2 separate regions of the Homo sapiens genome follow, and region 1 is linked to region 2. A link is a loop called in an ENCODE intact Hi-C map of the cell type or tissue named here. Cell type or tissue: PC-3. All regions are shown on one strand.

Evidence for each region. Hi-C counts contacts between places; a loop is a spot of excess contacts. Peaks named below come from ENCODE experiments on the same cell type or tissue, not always from the same donor. Only the 100,000 strongest peaks of a DNase experiment are listed, where the experiment ranks them.
Region 1: it touches region 2 in a loop (7-fold over the local background); 3 of 110 quality-filtered maps call a loop at or near these places.

The regions. Positions count from the first base shown.
Region 1 is chr4:71,379,079-71,387,078 of GRCh38, forward strand. All of the region lies in intron 6 of SLC4A4 (solute carrier family 4 member 4), which reads left to right. Among named protein-coding and RNA genes, the nearest start is that of SLC4A4, 200 kb to the left of the region's middle. In PC-3, no CTCF peak of the experiment used is centred here; a DNase peak (open chromatin) is centred at 4,303; H3K27ac peaks cover 1,199 bases.
Region 2 is chr4:71,452,815-71,460,814 of GRCh38, forward strand. SLC4A4 (solute carrier family 4 member 4) reads left to right here. Exons shown (of 26, transcript NM_001098484.3): 12 at 681-855. Among named protein-coding and RNA genes, the nearest start is that of SLC4A4, 270 kb to the left of the region's middle. In PC-3, no CTCF peak of the experiment used is centred here; a DNase peak (open chromatin) is centred at 4,207; H3K27ac peaks cover 618 bases.

The DNA.
Region 1 (8,000 bases), 74 kb before region 2:
TTCCACGCCTTCACTCTGACTTCTTAAAATCCATCTTTCACAACTGCCAGAAGGATCTACGTTATGAACGCCACACATCACTCCCTCTGCTCAAAAACCTTTAGTGATGACTCTCTATCATTTTTAAACTCAGGTTCATGTTCCCTAGCCTGGCTAATACTTATAATGTCAAGCCTGAGTTCTCTAGCCTGTGGAATGCTTTTGAACTTGGTCTCTGCCTAACGCCCTAATCATCTCTTGCCATTCCCACTCTTGTACTACAAGCTCTTGTAATTTAGATTTCTATATACTTAGATCCCATGCCTTGCAATCTCTCTATCACTTATTCATGCTGTTCCAATTGCCCCCTCTTGATGTGACTAAATTTAACCTATCCCTAAAGCTCTTATGTCCCGCAGGAGACTTTTTTCATAACTCTCATCATCTCCTCCTCCTCCCATCGCACTGCACAAATAACTCTCCCTTATTTGTGCTCTCATAACCCCAACCCCCTTCCCCCATTGACTTATCATTATACAATAATACAAATATGTTTCCTTCATCATTGGCAAAGTATCTAAAGAGCTTGAGCAGAACCCATTCAGTTTTGTATTCTTGGTGCCAAACATAATGTCACACGCTTAGACAAACATTCTGAACAATAAGGTGGTTCCATTTTTGTTTTTGACTATTGGACAAAACAGAGTTTGGAGGGAACGATGACGAATTTCTCAAATTCATCTAGATTTCTTTATTTGTATGAATTAGTTTTTTTTTTCTGGTGGTGGTGATGGTGATATGTGGAGCTGTTACTGGGCCACAAATTGTGATTCCTCTTGCATAGATTGGGGCTTTTTTGAAGAAACTGATTTGTTCCTCATCCAGGGTCTAACATAGGGCCTGATACACAGACACTTCATAAATATTTGTTGACTAAATGGACACTTAACCTGAAAGGGAGAGAAAAGATGAGGTAACGTAAACCTAGAGCAGGAATGATTTTTCTAAATTGATCAGATTTTAGTCTTCATATCGCCCAAAAAACTGACCAGACACAGTGACATGAGGGAAGCTCTGCTGCTTTTCTGTGGCTGCTGATAGTAGTAGAATTTGAGAATTAGATTCTTTGGTTAGGGCCTTCGTTTCTTACTGTCTAGATCATTCTATCCATGACTGAGATATCACAAACAGGGCAACTATGACTACTCCAGCTATCATTTATTACACCAGTTCCCACAAAACATTTCTCTGAAGTAAGCATCACTCACTCCTTATTACAGATGAAGGAACTGAGGCTCAGTGAAGTTAAGTATTTATGGTAGTCATTAGGGCTATTCACCAATATTCCAGGTCTGTCTCTTTCTGGGCAGGTATGAGGACCCTACGTCTTCAACCCACTTGAAGTTAGGTGTGAGCTCATGACTTTCTTTGGCCAAGGAAATGTGAGCAGGAGTAATAGAGGTCATTTCCCAGGAAAGCTTTAAAGAGAATGGCTGCTCCATGCATCTGGGTCCTGGCCTGAGGACATAAATGCAGAACCAACCCCCAGCCAATCCACAATGGTTATTATCATGAGTAAGAAATAAATCACTGGTGTTTTAAGCCATGAGAATCAAAGATTGTTCTACTGTAATCTAGCCTATCTGACACGGAGTGTTTGAGGTCACTCAGTTAGTTGGGGGGAACAGGGTTTGAACTTGGGGGTTTAGACTCCAGATGGCACATTTCCTTGCTATTCCTCCCTCTGCTTCTTGTTCTCTCTACTCTCAGGTTTCCTTACTTCCAGCCACAGATGCTGCTCTTGTCTGCTCATAAGAAGTGTAGACACTGATGAGTCAGTATTTTACTGTTTCAAGTCAGAAAATGAAATGCCTGGTGTTTCTCAATGAAGGACAACAAGTCGGCATTCTGAAGTGTAATTTTCTGCAATGGTTCTGTTTTCTGAGACCCATTCTTATCAATCCCAGGAAACAGCTGGAGCACACTTACTATTATGGGCTGTGATCAGCTTTTGCCTCAGAAAGAGCCATTCACTGTGATGCAAGCAGTAACCATGGTTACAAATCGAAGTGCAGTCTTACTAGGTGAATGTAGCAGAGATTCAGCATCCTTTTCGAGGATGAAGAACAGGATCAATTCAACTATAATGACAAGCTTTTCCATCTGTAAATGTCTTGCTTTAAAAATCGATTCTTCTAGCACACATTTAAGCTAGGGTCTTGATTTTGGGAATTGCTGTAGGTTTCAAGGTTGAATTATTTCTCCATTTTCCTGAGAGCACCTTTGAATAATTTTTGTCTGAGTTTCTAGGGAAGTGTCTAGAGCCTGTAAGAAAGTGGCACTTCCTCTTACCCAGATAGTGGCTCAGGTTATATTTGTTATTATTATAATAATGACCAAGAGAGCTGTGACTGTTGTCTTCAGTAACAGTGATTATCGTAACCTCAGATTGGGAAGATTCCTTCTCCCTTTAGTGGCGATAATTTTATCATACCCAGTTATAGGGGTAGAGTTTTGGGGAGTATACTAATTCATTCAGATCATCAATTCATTCATTCATTTAAATATTTTTGAGTACTATTCTTTGCTCACTACTCAGCTAGGTGCTGGGAATTTACAATGATTAAGGCAGACACAGTCCCTATCTTAGAGAGCTACCAGTTAGACCTTTTTTTTTGGAGACACGTCTCGCTGTGTCACCCAGGCTGGAGTGAGGTGGTGTGATCTTGGCTCACTAGACTGTTTTTGTTTGTTTGTTTGTTTTTAACCAAGGAACAAGTGATGTTTATGATAACTGGACTAGTTTACTGGATAAAGTGGAGCTTATCCTGAACAAAGTGAGAAGTGCTTGTAGAGAGAGTGGTTCACATCTGAAGGAGGAGAATGAGAACGTAGAGACCGTCGAGGAGGTCGTTAGGTAGTGAGAGATCTAGACATGGCCATAGGAGTGTTGATTAAAGGAACTGGAGAAAAGGCAGCTTAGTTAGTTCATGAGAGCTCCCTCAATACAAATATTTAGAGGAAAGTAGACTTTGGGTGATCATTTTAGTGAAGAAGATATTTTATTGAGACTCCTGATGTTTTTGGTTAAGGAGTGAATGTAATTTTTATAGTTCATTGATTTTCCAAAAAAAAAAAATCAATGATGTGATCGAAGTTTTAGTTTTCCCAGTTTCAGGCTGGCGAAGGCCTGTTGGTGAGGATATAGTCCTCTTATATGAGGAAGCAGGGTTTTTTCTTCAAAGGACCTTTGTACACTAGTTTTATTGGGAGGGATGAGGACTGCAGGGACCAATGAGGGCCTTGTCATGAACATTCTAAGCTAAGCCTGGGAACATATGAAGACATACATTATTTCTAAGGTGACTAATAGAAGCTATACATATTTAAGTGAAAACTAGCTTTTTCTGAGCATCTGTGTACTTGGGTTGGCACTCTGAACACAATCCTCACGCTTTTTCTTGGTCTGTGCAAATGCTACTGCTTACCTGGGATATTGAAACAGTTTACCACATAAAAATGAGCTTTATTAAAATGAAATGGATCACTTCATTAAGTGGCAGGCTTCCTGTCACTCAAAGTATGTAAATGGATATTAGGAGACTGGCTATGTATAATGTTATAGGAGGGAAACTGCTTGGATGAGAAGTTGGTTAGATGAGTTCCAGTTGCCCTTTAACTCTGTGATTCTATGAGCCACATCTACAACATACCCAGTCTCCAGAGAACCCACCTTGTGGGGTATCTAAACTCATTGTTCCACTGTGTTGTGTTCCTGGTCCAGAGATAATGTACAACTGTGGGAAAGTTCTAGTAGTGCTGTACTGGGGGAATTTCTGAAGCCAAAGTTTTGATACTGATTCTGATATGAATTTCTTTCTCATTCTTTGCTTTTCTCTTTACCTTGGTTCAGCAGAAAATGGATTTTTTTAAATGCACCTTTGCCCACTGGCTTAAGCAATCTTTAACTAGTATAACTAGGCCCAGTGAAGCATTCCCACAGCTTTTTTTGCATGGTGATTCATATATTTTACCACTTGCTCTTTTTTTCCTACCGAATTCATTCTCCACACTGCTTTAGTAGTAAATATAGGAAAGTATATATTGCCTTCAAATCAGAATGACAGATACTAGAATGAGCTAAGACCATACTTTCCTCAAGAGAACATTAGAAATTACCATTAAAGAACTTTCTATATCCGTGATGTATATACATAAGTAAGCGAGGTACTTACTGCATTGATTTCTTAAGTAAATAATTACTAATGACCTATGCAGTAAGTGAGACATCTAACATTTTTCCTAGAAGCTCTTGTATTGGTTTGCCTAAAGTCATCACATACCCTCTGTATGATGAATAACAACTACATTTAGGTCTCACTCCTTATTTCTTAAGTCAGCTCAAGATTTCAACCCCCACCTCAGGATATGAATTAGAACTGCAACCTCTCAGTTCTCTGAACTCATTTTCTTAGACTAGAAAATTACAAATGGTGAGTATATGGGATCGCACCATGGCAAATGTAGTTTACTGTTTCGTAAGGATCTTGAGTTCAGAGGGATTTATGCACATGATTACAGGGCAAAGGGAAAGAGAGGAAAACTAACATCTATTGAACAGCTGAGCAAGACACTTCCACATGTGTTTGCTTGCTTAATCCTTATGACATCCTGATAAGATATTTTTATTTCCATTTTACTACCTTTTCTTATTTTGTCTTTTTTCATGATATTAATAACATATTGGCATAATTCTTTTTATATATGTCTTTATGGATCCATTAGGCCCATCCAGAAAGGAGACGTGTGAGCCACCATGCTGTCTTCTCCTCTACTGCCCCCGCTCTGTCGCCTTCCAGTCAGAAAAATAATGCCTGTAGCAGGTAATGTTAGGCAGGTCTGTGTTGCAGAGCCAAATATCTTCACCAATGAGACTTCTTAGAACTAGATAACTTGATGTAATTTAGGAGTAGCACAGTATCAACCAAGAGCTGCAAGCATCTCAGTTCAGCTTGGGCTTTTCAATAAGAAGGAAATCCTGTGGCTGTCATAGCTCTGAACAGAATTTTCCAGAGTAACTCTAGGATCACTTGAGGTCCTGAAGCTATCACATCATTTGGACCCTAGATGGCACTTTAGCTGAATTGCGTAATTAATCTCTCCAAGGGGGAGAAAATGAGTATATGAGCAAGTGCACAATGGGACAGGTTGTACCCTACCTCTCTTCTTTCTCAGACTTACAGCACTTTGGTCTACAGTGTCTTCAGGGTCACTTGGGTGAAAGAGGCATTATGGGTCCAGAGGTGTTTGTGCTCTTCTTTTCTGGAGGCTACTGCTAGAGTTGTGGGTGTCCTATAGTCATTGATTGCTAAGAGTGTATCACTTAAATGAATGTGCAGTCAGCAAGACCTGAGGAGTTTACTGCATGAGGAAGCCAATTGAATGGCCTTTTCCCAAGTCATGTTTTGTGAGCTGTAAATCTAGAGCAGTGAGGAGGGGGCTTGAACCCAGGAGGTTGCAGTGAGGCCAGATCACGCCATTGCACTCAAGCCTGGGCGGCACAGCAAGACTCCGTCCCTCCCACCAAAAAAAAAAAAAAAAAAAATTACCTCATTTGTACACCTTTTTCCTTCAAATACATTTGTATTATTATTTCTAATCCATTATTAATTGCATTTGTAATTTTAAGTAGTAAACCTATGTCTCTATTTTTTATAATTTGCTACAAAAACCTATTTTTGTAGCAAATATTGACAGGGTCTTTTGACTTCTTACCTTGTGAAAAAAGGATGTAGGAGCATCACACACAGGGACCTGTTGGGGAGTAGGGGGTTAGGGGAGGGATAGCATTAGGAGAAATACCTAATGTAGGTGACAGTTTGATGGGTGCAGCAAACCACCATGGCACGTGTATACCTATGTAACAAAACTGCACGTTCTGCACATGTACCCCAGAACTTAAAAGTATAATAATAAAAAATTTAAAAAGTAGAAAAGAAAAACTAAAAAAAGAATGTTAGCATCCCTACTCTTTGCTGCCCCTCTTTTTGCTGCTTCCCTTCTAGACTTCTGTCATTGGTGCTTGTACTTTTTATTGTCAATATAGGTTAGATTTATATATATATATATATATATTTTTTTTTTTTTTTTTTTTTTTTGAGACAGAGTTTCACTCTTGTTGCCCAGGCTGGAGTGCAGTGGCATGATCTCGGCTCACCACAACCTCTGCCTCCCAGGTTCAAGTGATTCTCCTGCCTCAGCCTCCTGAGTACCTGGGATTACAGGCATGCACCATCCGACCCGGCTAATTTTGTATTTTTAATAGAGACGGGGTTTCTCCATGTTGATCAGGCTGCTCTCGAACTACTGACCTCAGGCAATCCGCCCACCTCAGCCTCCGAAAGTGCTGGGATTATAAGCGTGAGCCATCACGCCCAGCCTTTAGATTTATATTCTTGTCTCTTATCTATAAATTTTGTGCTTTCTCTATCAGTTTGTTCTAATGTTAGAAATACATGAATAGAATTTATATCATTATGACTATATGAATATGGTTTACCCTAAAGCTGTGTAATGAACTGTAAGTACATTTTCTTTTGGGTAGTTTTTCTTAAATATGGAGTTTTAGATTGCATTTTAAAAATTGCCTATTGTTACTACATTCCTAAGCTCTTTCAATATCTCAAGGATACTGATACACCTATGGAATCCCTTGATATCTCCTTGCAGATTCGCCCCTCCTGTTAGCTCCTCTCTTCCCTATGTTGCCCTCCTGCTTTACGAGACTGATTGCTTTCCACATCACTGCACAGTGGACATTCTGGCATTGACTTTCATTGTCATCCTGCGTTGGAGACCATATATCTCTTTTTTTCTTAGTTAATTCCCTCATTTTGCTTATCACACTGTCAGTAACTTTGTATAAAAGGACAAATTAAGGTTAAAATTTTTTGGAGTTTTTTTTTTTGGCCCCAGCTTTTCTATATATATTTTTTTCATGCTCAATTGATGATTTGGAAGCATATAGAATTCTTTATTGAAGACAATTTTCTTCCAGTCCTTTGAAATCATGTTCCCATTATCTTCTACCATTCTGTTTTGCTTAAGAGAATTCCAAAATCTGTTTCTTGTAGCTTTTCCTTTCTAGATAGAACACTTTTGGATTTTTATTTTCATCCTTAGTGTTATTAAATTTCACAATGATTCATCTGCATACAGGAATTTTTAAATTTTTTTTGGTTTATTTTATTTTTCCCTGGGTGTCCTTGTGATCTGAAGAAATATGTCCTTTATCTTTGGACTCTTGAATTCTCTTTGATAATGTTCTGGGATATTATATTCTCTTTGATAATGTTCTCTCTACAATTTTCCTTGTTCTGGCTTAGTAGAACTCCTAATAATCAGATATTGGGGTTCCTGGACCTCTTATCTATTCTCTTATGTTTTCTGGCTCTTTGCCCCTTCTTCCCATGCTCTTTGGAAAATTCTTGTTATAATATTTTCTAACAGTTTTATTGAGGTTTTTTCTTTTCTTTTTTTTGGCTGTATGTATAATCTCATACATATAGGTTTTAAGGTAATTATTGGTCTAATCTAAAATCTTTTCCTTGTTCTATTTTTCATAGCAGTCTCTTCATGTTTTGTGGATACAGTATCTTCTTAAATCTCTAAAAACTAATTAGAACTTTTATTTCAAGTTTTCTAAGTGATATTTCTTTTTTGGAATTCTTTTGCCTGCTTTTTTCTTTAAGGTATGGGTTTTAGTCTTTGACTTCCTCTCTTAAACCACTGATGGTGCTCAATTGTACATTTGTACTTAAAAAAGAATATTTGCTTTAATGTAAGCAGGAGGCATAATTCTGAGGGGTGCTCTAAGCTCAAGAATTCAGAAGACTTTGCTGTGAGATACAAACACCTGTGCTAATTGCCCTGGTCTTTTCTGGATACTTCTTGAGCAGAGCCCTGCAGTGTAAATGCTTTGGCTTCTGGGTATTCTGCCCAATGGGGTAGTGTTATACTTT
Region 2 (8,000 bases):
CTTGGAGACCTTTTCTGGCCACTCTATCTAAAATTTCAACCACCTTTTTTCCAGTACTACATAATGCTCTTTCCCATTTAATTTTTCTTTTGATTTTTATCACTATGTGTTGCATTTATTCATTTATTGTCTGCCTCCTTTTCATCCCCAGAGTAAACTCCATGAAAGCAGAGGTTTTTTGATGCATGTTGTTCACTGTTATGTCCTCAGCACTCAGAAGAGTGCCAGAGTGTGGGCATATCGCAGGTGCTCAGTAGCATTTATTGAAGATGAAAGAATGAATGATGAATAAATGAGTGAGTGAATGGATGAATGAATGAGGGTGGAAAGGGTACTATGGCGAGATGATGAAGGGCCTTTATATGATCTGCTTGCATATTAGGACGTTTTTCTCTAGGCAATGAAACATTTTAATGTATTTACACAGTTCACTCTTTTCTAAAGACCAACTGGCTGATCTTCAGGAAATGTGACACCTAATTTGGTGACCCAAAAAGAAAGAGATAGAAGAAAATTTATTCCTTTATAGTTTTCTGGTTTCATCGTAAGTGGTTAAGTAGTATCTTGTCACTGATTCAAGCATTTTAAATATGTTGTGTTTGATTTAATGAGTTACCTCTTGATTAATTTGATGGTAATTTACTTTACATTTAGTGGATGTTTGCATTCTCTCTGCCCAGGTTCTGTGGTGGACTAATTAAAGACATAAAGAGGAAAGCGCCATTTTTTGCCAGTGATTTTTATGATGCTTTAAATATTCAAGCTCTTTCGGCAATTCTCTTCATTTATCTGGCAACTGTAACTAATGCTATCACTTTTGGAGGACTGCTTGGGGATGCCACTGACAACATGCAGGTGGGTATGGTTTTGAGGAGGACACAAATAGTACAGCCCAGATTGCCTTCCTCACCCCTACAGCTCAGTTAGAAGCAGATGGCCTTTCAGTTACTCAGCGTGATTTTCTTTCTTTTGCTGGATGCTGCATTTTACTTTGCTTCTGGCCTGCTGCTGTATTTCCAGCATTTTAGTAATTATAAAAATAGCTCGATGAAATCTGGCTTGAGTCACAAGTAGGGAAAGGAAGGGAAGGAAATGAGGATATACAATTCTATTTGGGCAAAAGCATATCAGCTGCTTTAATTTTGTACAGTGCACAAGGTTTAGATCTTCTACTAGTTTGACTATGTGGAACATATTCTGTTAAACTTGATGATTACACTTTCTTTGGGAATGTATGATTAGCTTAATTTTACACATGAGCAAATAGCTTCCAACCATTGAGCGATTTGCTCAAAGTTGGGTTTGCATGTTTACCAGTATAATTTGGTTTTAATGAATATAAGCTAACAGTTATATCTCCTGCAGGTGGACCTGATTCTCATTAAGCTGTAACGACTCTGGCTTGACTTATTTTGTATGATTAATTGTAACCACAATTAGTTGGTTACTTCTCAGATAGCATTATCTTCCTTTTGCAACAATAATAAAGTTTTGGTGATAGAAAAGATGTGTCTGATTCCCTCCACCAACCAGAAAAATATGTCCCAAATTACTTTTAGTTGGTCCAATCCTTTTCAGAAAAGCTATTGTGCTAGGTGATGAATACGAGTAGTGAATGAAGTTATATTCCTATGAAAAGGACCAGATTGAAGCCCTTTTCACACTTTTCCTTCCACTTTACTATATATTATTGTATAACCTATGTGGTATTCATAAGTGATGCCAGCCAGCTTATTTTTTTTTTAAATGCAGCTGATTCCATAGGATTGCTGTTTTTCTACTTTGGTTTTCTTTCCTGGGCACATGCATATTTTAGATTTTTGTCTAAATACAAAAATACTATGGAGATTATAACATCTATGTTGACCTAAGTAAAAAGGGAGAAATTATACAATTGTATTTTAGTTTGTCAAGTGCAGTTTTATCTTTTAGTTCTTATCTAGTACTGCATAGCATGTTACCCCAAAACTTAGAGGCTTGAAACAACCATTTTATTACTCTCTTTCATGGCTGGATGGTGGGTTGGCTCAGCTGAGTGGTTCTCTCTTTGGTCCCTCATTCACTTGCAGTCAGATGGCAGCAGAGGTTGAGGTCACGCAGCAGCTTCTTTACTCATGTGTTGGTGCCTAAGCTAGGATGTCCAGAATATTTGGGGTCTGGATACTCTCCACACGACTTCTCCACATAGCTAACTTGGGCTTTCTCACAGTGGGGGGACTGTGATGACGTCTAAGAGCTCATGCTCCATCAGAAAGAGGCAGTTGCCACTCAGCTTTGCTTTTTCCCACATAAATGTGTACGCAGTATTGCTTCATTTTCTGATCTTCAAAGAGAGGCTGAAAATTCTGATTCTTAGTGAAACCAGTGATTTTTAAATATTGGCAACTGATTAACATTTTAGGAAATAATATCGTGCTGGTCAAAGAACACATACCTCTGTGTTACCAGTGAGAGATCTGCAGCATGGGTTATGAGAACCAACTCTAATAGGACATAGAGATGAAATAGACAGAGCATGTTTTTCTCCTTTTCCCTCATTTGTAAGACAAAACTGAATACATTAAATTGTAGTAGTGATGTCAGTAATAGAATTTTTATAAAATTTGATCTATATCCAAGTTGGGCAGCTATTCTTCATCTAAATGACAGCGTAAGGATAACTAAAACAGATCGTTCAAGAAAAAAAATGGAGAAGATGGCACTGGGGAAACACCCTACGGCCAGCTTGAAGAAGTTAATACAGGCAACCACATGTTAAGAAAATAGAAGAAAGCTGTGATTTTGAGAGGGCGGTAAGAACAAAACTGTCTTCCGTCTGTCAGAATGTATAGAGACTTTCTTGTGTTGTGCAGATAATTTTTAAACTTTTTTTGATGGACATTCTCATTGAGATGGGGACATTGCAATATTGCCTATGTGTATTAGTTTATTGCCTTTTTTGAATTGAATTGTAATTCTTTGCAACCTCATAAGACTTGGCTTTACAATGCTGCATCTGACTGTAGAGAAGAAGTCTGTTCAGATCTGTTTTGATCCCTCCTAGATGGATGAACTTCTTTATGAGTAGGTTTTGGGAAAGTAGAGCACTCTATTATGTAACATACATAGTTAATTGGTATTTTTCTCCTATGTGATATATGACCTGGGAAAGGCCTTGCTGGTGGAATTAGCTATTTTCTGTGTTCTAAAGATTTCAAGAGGAACGTAAATACTTTCAGTGCTTCAGGATGTTAAGTAGTCCACTAAAATAACCATTTGCTGGATGTGACTCCTAAGAGCTGACTTTCAAATTTATGGGGAAATTTTCCAGATGTAATTTGATTATTTTATTAATAGATTTTTTAACCTCCATTGATAATTTCACTGAAACTGTGGATGGATTGTTTGAAAATACTGAAGAACATGTTTTTCACTCTCTTCCAAAGCTTTTTTCCTTTAAGAAACATATTGGCAATATCTTTCTCCTAGAATACAATTTTGATACATCTAGAAATTACAGTAAGTGGCAAAAACACTGAAAAAGAGGCATAGAAAATTAATGACTATGAATTTAAATTTGTTGAACCAAAACTTAACAAATATTAATAGTTTTATATATTTTAAGGACTAGGGAGTAAGGTGATTTAATGTGGAATTTAAGGTGGAAGATAATCTCTTGATTGAAAGGGTATGTACTTTACCGCACAAAATTTTTGATTTTCTGGCAGGAGAAGTCTTCTTGACCTGGGACCAGGATAAGGAAATATTTTGTAAATTTGGTGCTAAGGCCCAGGTCATTTTACAGGTCTATGGCAGAAGTTGATTCATTCCTTGCAAATATTTATGGAGTGTCTACTATGTGTTTGACACTGTTTTAAGTGCTGGAGATAAAGATAGATGAGCAAAATAGACAGGAATTCCAATTTTGAATCCCAGTTATAGTGTAGGGTATTGATGAAAACAGTCTTTTTCAGTCACCCCCAAGAGATACCAGTAGTGGGGTGTAGTGGGCTTATTTAGGGGATGAAGTCCTCTGGCTTCACTTGCTTTTCTAAACAGTAGACCAAGACTAAGCAGAAAAGCATTGGCAGAGCCTGAAATAATCTGCAGTTATGTCACATGCCTTCATAAATGTGGCAGTGGGTTATTCACAAAAGCACAGGCAGCTCAAATGAGTCAACTGAGAACAGTGTCCTTGCTTTTAAAGGCAGACAGCTCAGAGATGGTTCACATAGGGCCTTTATTGTCAGGCTACAAATAGACATGGGTGCTGGGTAGAAACGTGTTGTGAAAACACAGATGAGTCACTGCATGGCTGTTGTCTAAGCAAACTCTTCTGCCAGCTTCTGTTCAGAAGGTCTTGCCTGTTTGAAGCATTTATGTTAGAGCATATATATACACATATATAATTAGAAGCAGATTATTTTGGGAGCTATGTAGATTATTTCCCATGAAATTATGTTCAAAATAGAACAGTTGAGGCTACAGTGACTCTAAGTACAATCATACAGTTATAATGCTGACATAGATGATTGCATGAATTCACTAGCTTGGCGTACACATTTTGCCCATTAGGCTGCTCTGAGAGAACTCTGGGACTTACAGAATGGGTATTCACAAATTTCTTGTTAAATGTCAGCAGTAAACTTTAGCTACGGCTTCTTTGAGTAACTGAACCACTCAGCCAAGAGTTGACATTACATTCATCTGAGATGCAACCCTGGCTTGTGACTGTTTCCTTTTTTTATGGTACAGCAATGGAGGACTAGAACATAAGCTTTCCGAAGTCTGAGAATTATGTGACATTCTTATTTTCCTTTTCTTATAGTAAGTTCCACATTAATACTCTGGTCTCCTTGCCATATTGTCAGGTAAACAAAGGCTTTTCATCCTTACCATCCTAAATAACGTGTCCCCTTCATAACTAAACTCTCTGTAACCATGCATGCCAACTCACTACATTATTGCAGTCATTCCTCGATATCAGCAGAGGATTGGTTCCAGGACCCCCTTTCCTCCCATGGATACCAAAATTCATCGATGTGCAAATCTCTTTTACAAAATGGAGTACTATTTATGTAGTACCTTTGCACATCCATATACTTTAAATTATCTCTAGGTTACTTATAATGCCTAATACAATGCAAATACTATGAAATACGTTATACTATATTTTAAATTTTGTATTAGCATTTATTGTTATATTGTTATGTTTTATTTTTATTTTTTCCTATTTTTGATCTGCAGTTGGTTGAATCCACTGATGTGGAACCCATTCATATGGATGGGCCAATTCATTTATATTCTTGGTTGCCAAACAAGTATACTGCTTAATTCATGTAGCTACTTCTAATTAAATTGTTAAATGTCAGCATATAAATATATTTCAGTAGAATTTATTACTACTATTGGTTGTTCATTCAAAGTACTGTCTGAATGGAACCTATGCAAATTAAATCAACACATATTTATGGATTACTTAGTCTATGGGCAAGATACTTATATAAGGAATAATTTTTGATACCTTGTGAAAAGTCTTATATTATTTAAAAAATTGTTCCTTTTAGTGTTATGAGATACAGAAAAGTATTTTAATTTAAATCTACATTGTTGATTGTGAATGAATAAGCACAGTCTAGAGTGAAGACTGAGTGAAGAAAGTAATTTTAATTTTTTTCCAGGAGTAAATATAATCCTATTTTCACAAACCTTTTAGCAAAAGAATACAGTAAGATTTTTAGATTCTGTGAATTTTGTGATATTTATGGAGCTTAACAGAGCACATTTTAAGGGAACTTGTCTCATAATAAGGAACATTTATAGTTGCCATCTCCAAATTTGAGACTTTATTTTAACATAAAGCTGTGCTGAGAATATTTAATCAATCTGCTTAAGTTGGAACTATATCATTTCTTATTTACATGTGATGTTCCTTGATAAGATAGACAAATCTTTACAAAGCCTATTATGTGTAATTTATAACAGCAAGATTAAAGCAAATTGGTAATTGCTTTACTATATTGAGAATTGTACAAGAATTTCAATTTAGCTGAGTGTTGTACTTTGGCACCAAAATGCATTTCCTCCTTGAAGTGAAAATATAAGGTGACGTTAATCTACACTATCAACATATTCCAGTTTCAAAGTTAGGTAGAGATTGTCTGTTGGAATGACACAATTTTGGTAGGTAAAAATAAATAGACATATTTAGTGACAAAATAAGGATTCTGCATTACCTGGTTGCCTTTAAAACTTATTAGCTATTTCTTCTTTAAAGAAGCTTTAAATAATGTGCTTTGCTTCATGGGCAAGTTGTGAATTAAATCCTGTTTGATTGAGGTTAAGTAATGTGTATTTGGTGGGTTTTTTTATTTGAAAGACCTTTGTCACCCTATTTCCTTGATGATCAGAAAATGATAGTGATTTAGGCAGGGATGTGGGGAGTCTCAACTGATGCTAAATTCTAATTCTTATTTTGTGTTTGACTTGCAACTGTTTTGAGAATAAGATATAATTATGTATTGTAGAAAATTCCAAAAATCCAAAAAAATTACGTAGAAGGTAATTTTGCCCTTAAACCCATCAACCAGAATTGATCATTATTAACATTGTCATGAACACTTTCCCATACATCTTAAAATTCATGTGTATACAGATAGATTGACATAAAGGATGCTGTTACATAACTTTAGTATTTCATGGATGTCTTTCCACTTCAGTATGAATATTTAACATCATTTTTAATGACCACATATATTTATGCACATGATGCATGTGCTATTACTATAACAGAGCCCCTCTTAGTGGACTTTTAGTTTTTCCCAGTTTTTTATAAACAAAAAAATGTAGGTGATTAACTACATGTTTATTATCTGTGATTACCTTCCTAGGGCAAATTTCTAGCAGAATGATAGCAGGATGTGCTCATTTTATTTTTTGATATTTGTTTCAAATACACTACACAAGGCTATACCAGTTCATATGTCTACCAATAACGGACAAGGATGTCCACTTGCTTATACCCTTGTAAAAACAGAATTTTGTCCCATATTCTCATTTTTTGTCGTTCTGTGGGTTGAAAAATAATGGTTCATTTTTGTTTAATTCTAATTTCTTTGATTACTTAGTGAGGGTGAATCTCCTTTTACATTTTTATTGATTGTCTATACTTCTTTATACTTGTATCATTGGTATATTTTCCTTTTGGGGCATTAGGGTTTTTTTCATTGCCTTATGAGAACTCTTTGTATAATAAGGATATTTTCTCTTTGCTTGTGAGAAATATTACAAAACATATTTTTCTTAGGGTTACCATATGTCTTTTAACCTTATTTATGATTTCTTTTGCTGTATAGATCTTAATTTTTGTGTAGCCAAAATCGTCAATTTTTTAATAGTTTCTTCTTTTCATGATATATTTAGAGAGGTTTTCCCTACCCCAAGATAAAGGAAATATTTACCCACATATTTTAGTTCTTTTCTGTTTTCGTTTAAATTTTTTATCCATCTGGAATTGGTTTTTGTGTAAGGTTATACTGGCCTAATGTTTCCGATGATCCAGATACGTATTCACAGCTCTTCAAACAAAAAAAATATTAGAAAGCCCTCCATGTCTTGCTCATCCAGCCTATTAGACTTGGAACTCTTGGTAAGATTTTTGGCTCAAACTTTTCTTCAAGCAGGGAGATAATTCGTCTTTCAAGTCTTGCCTCTTTTTCATTTCCTGCTGGGCATTGTAAACAGAAATCCTTGCTTATGACGACAAAGTACTTTAGGCAGAGCGGGTGGCAATAAGGATTTGGCAGCTGTGATCTGTCAGGACAGAAATCACTGATTTATTGGCTGTAGCTACACAGGGGAAATAAAAAAATGAGGGTTGTATATCCAGTCTCCTTCCCCAATGTAGATGAATGGTCTGTGTGACCAATCGTTACTGATATTCTGAAGGAGAAGGGGAGGTACATCTCACATTTGGGGCACATGGGAATCACTTGGGGGACTTAAAAACATACTGAATCCCT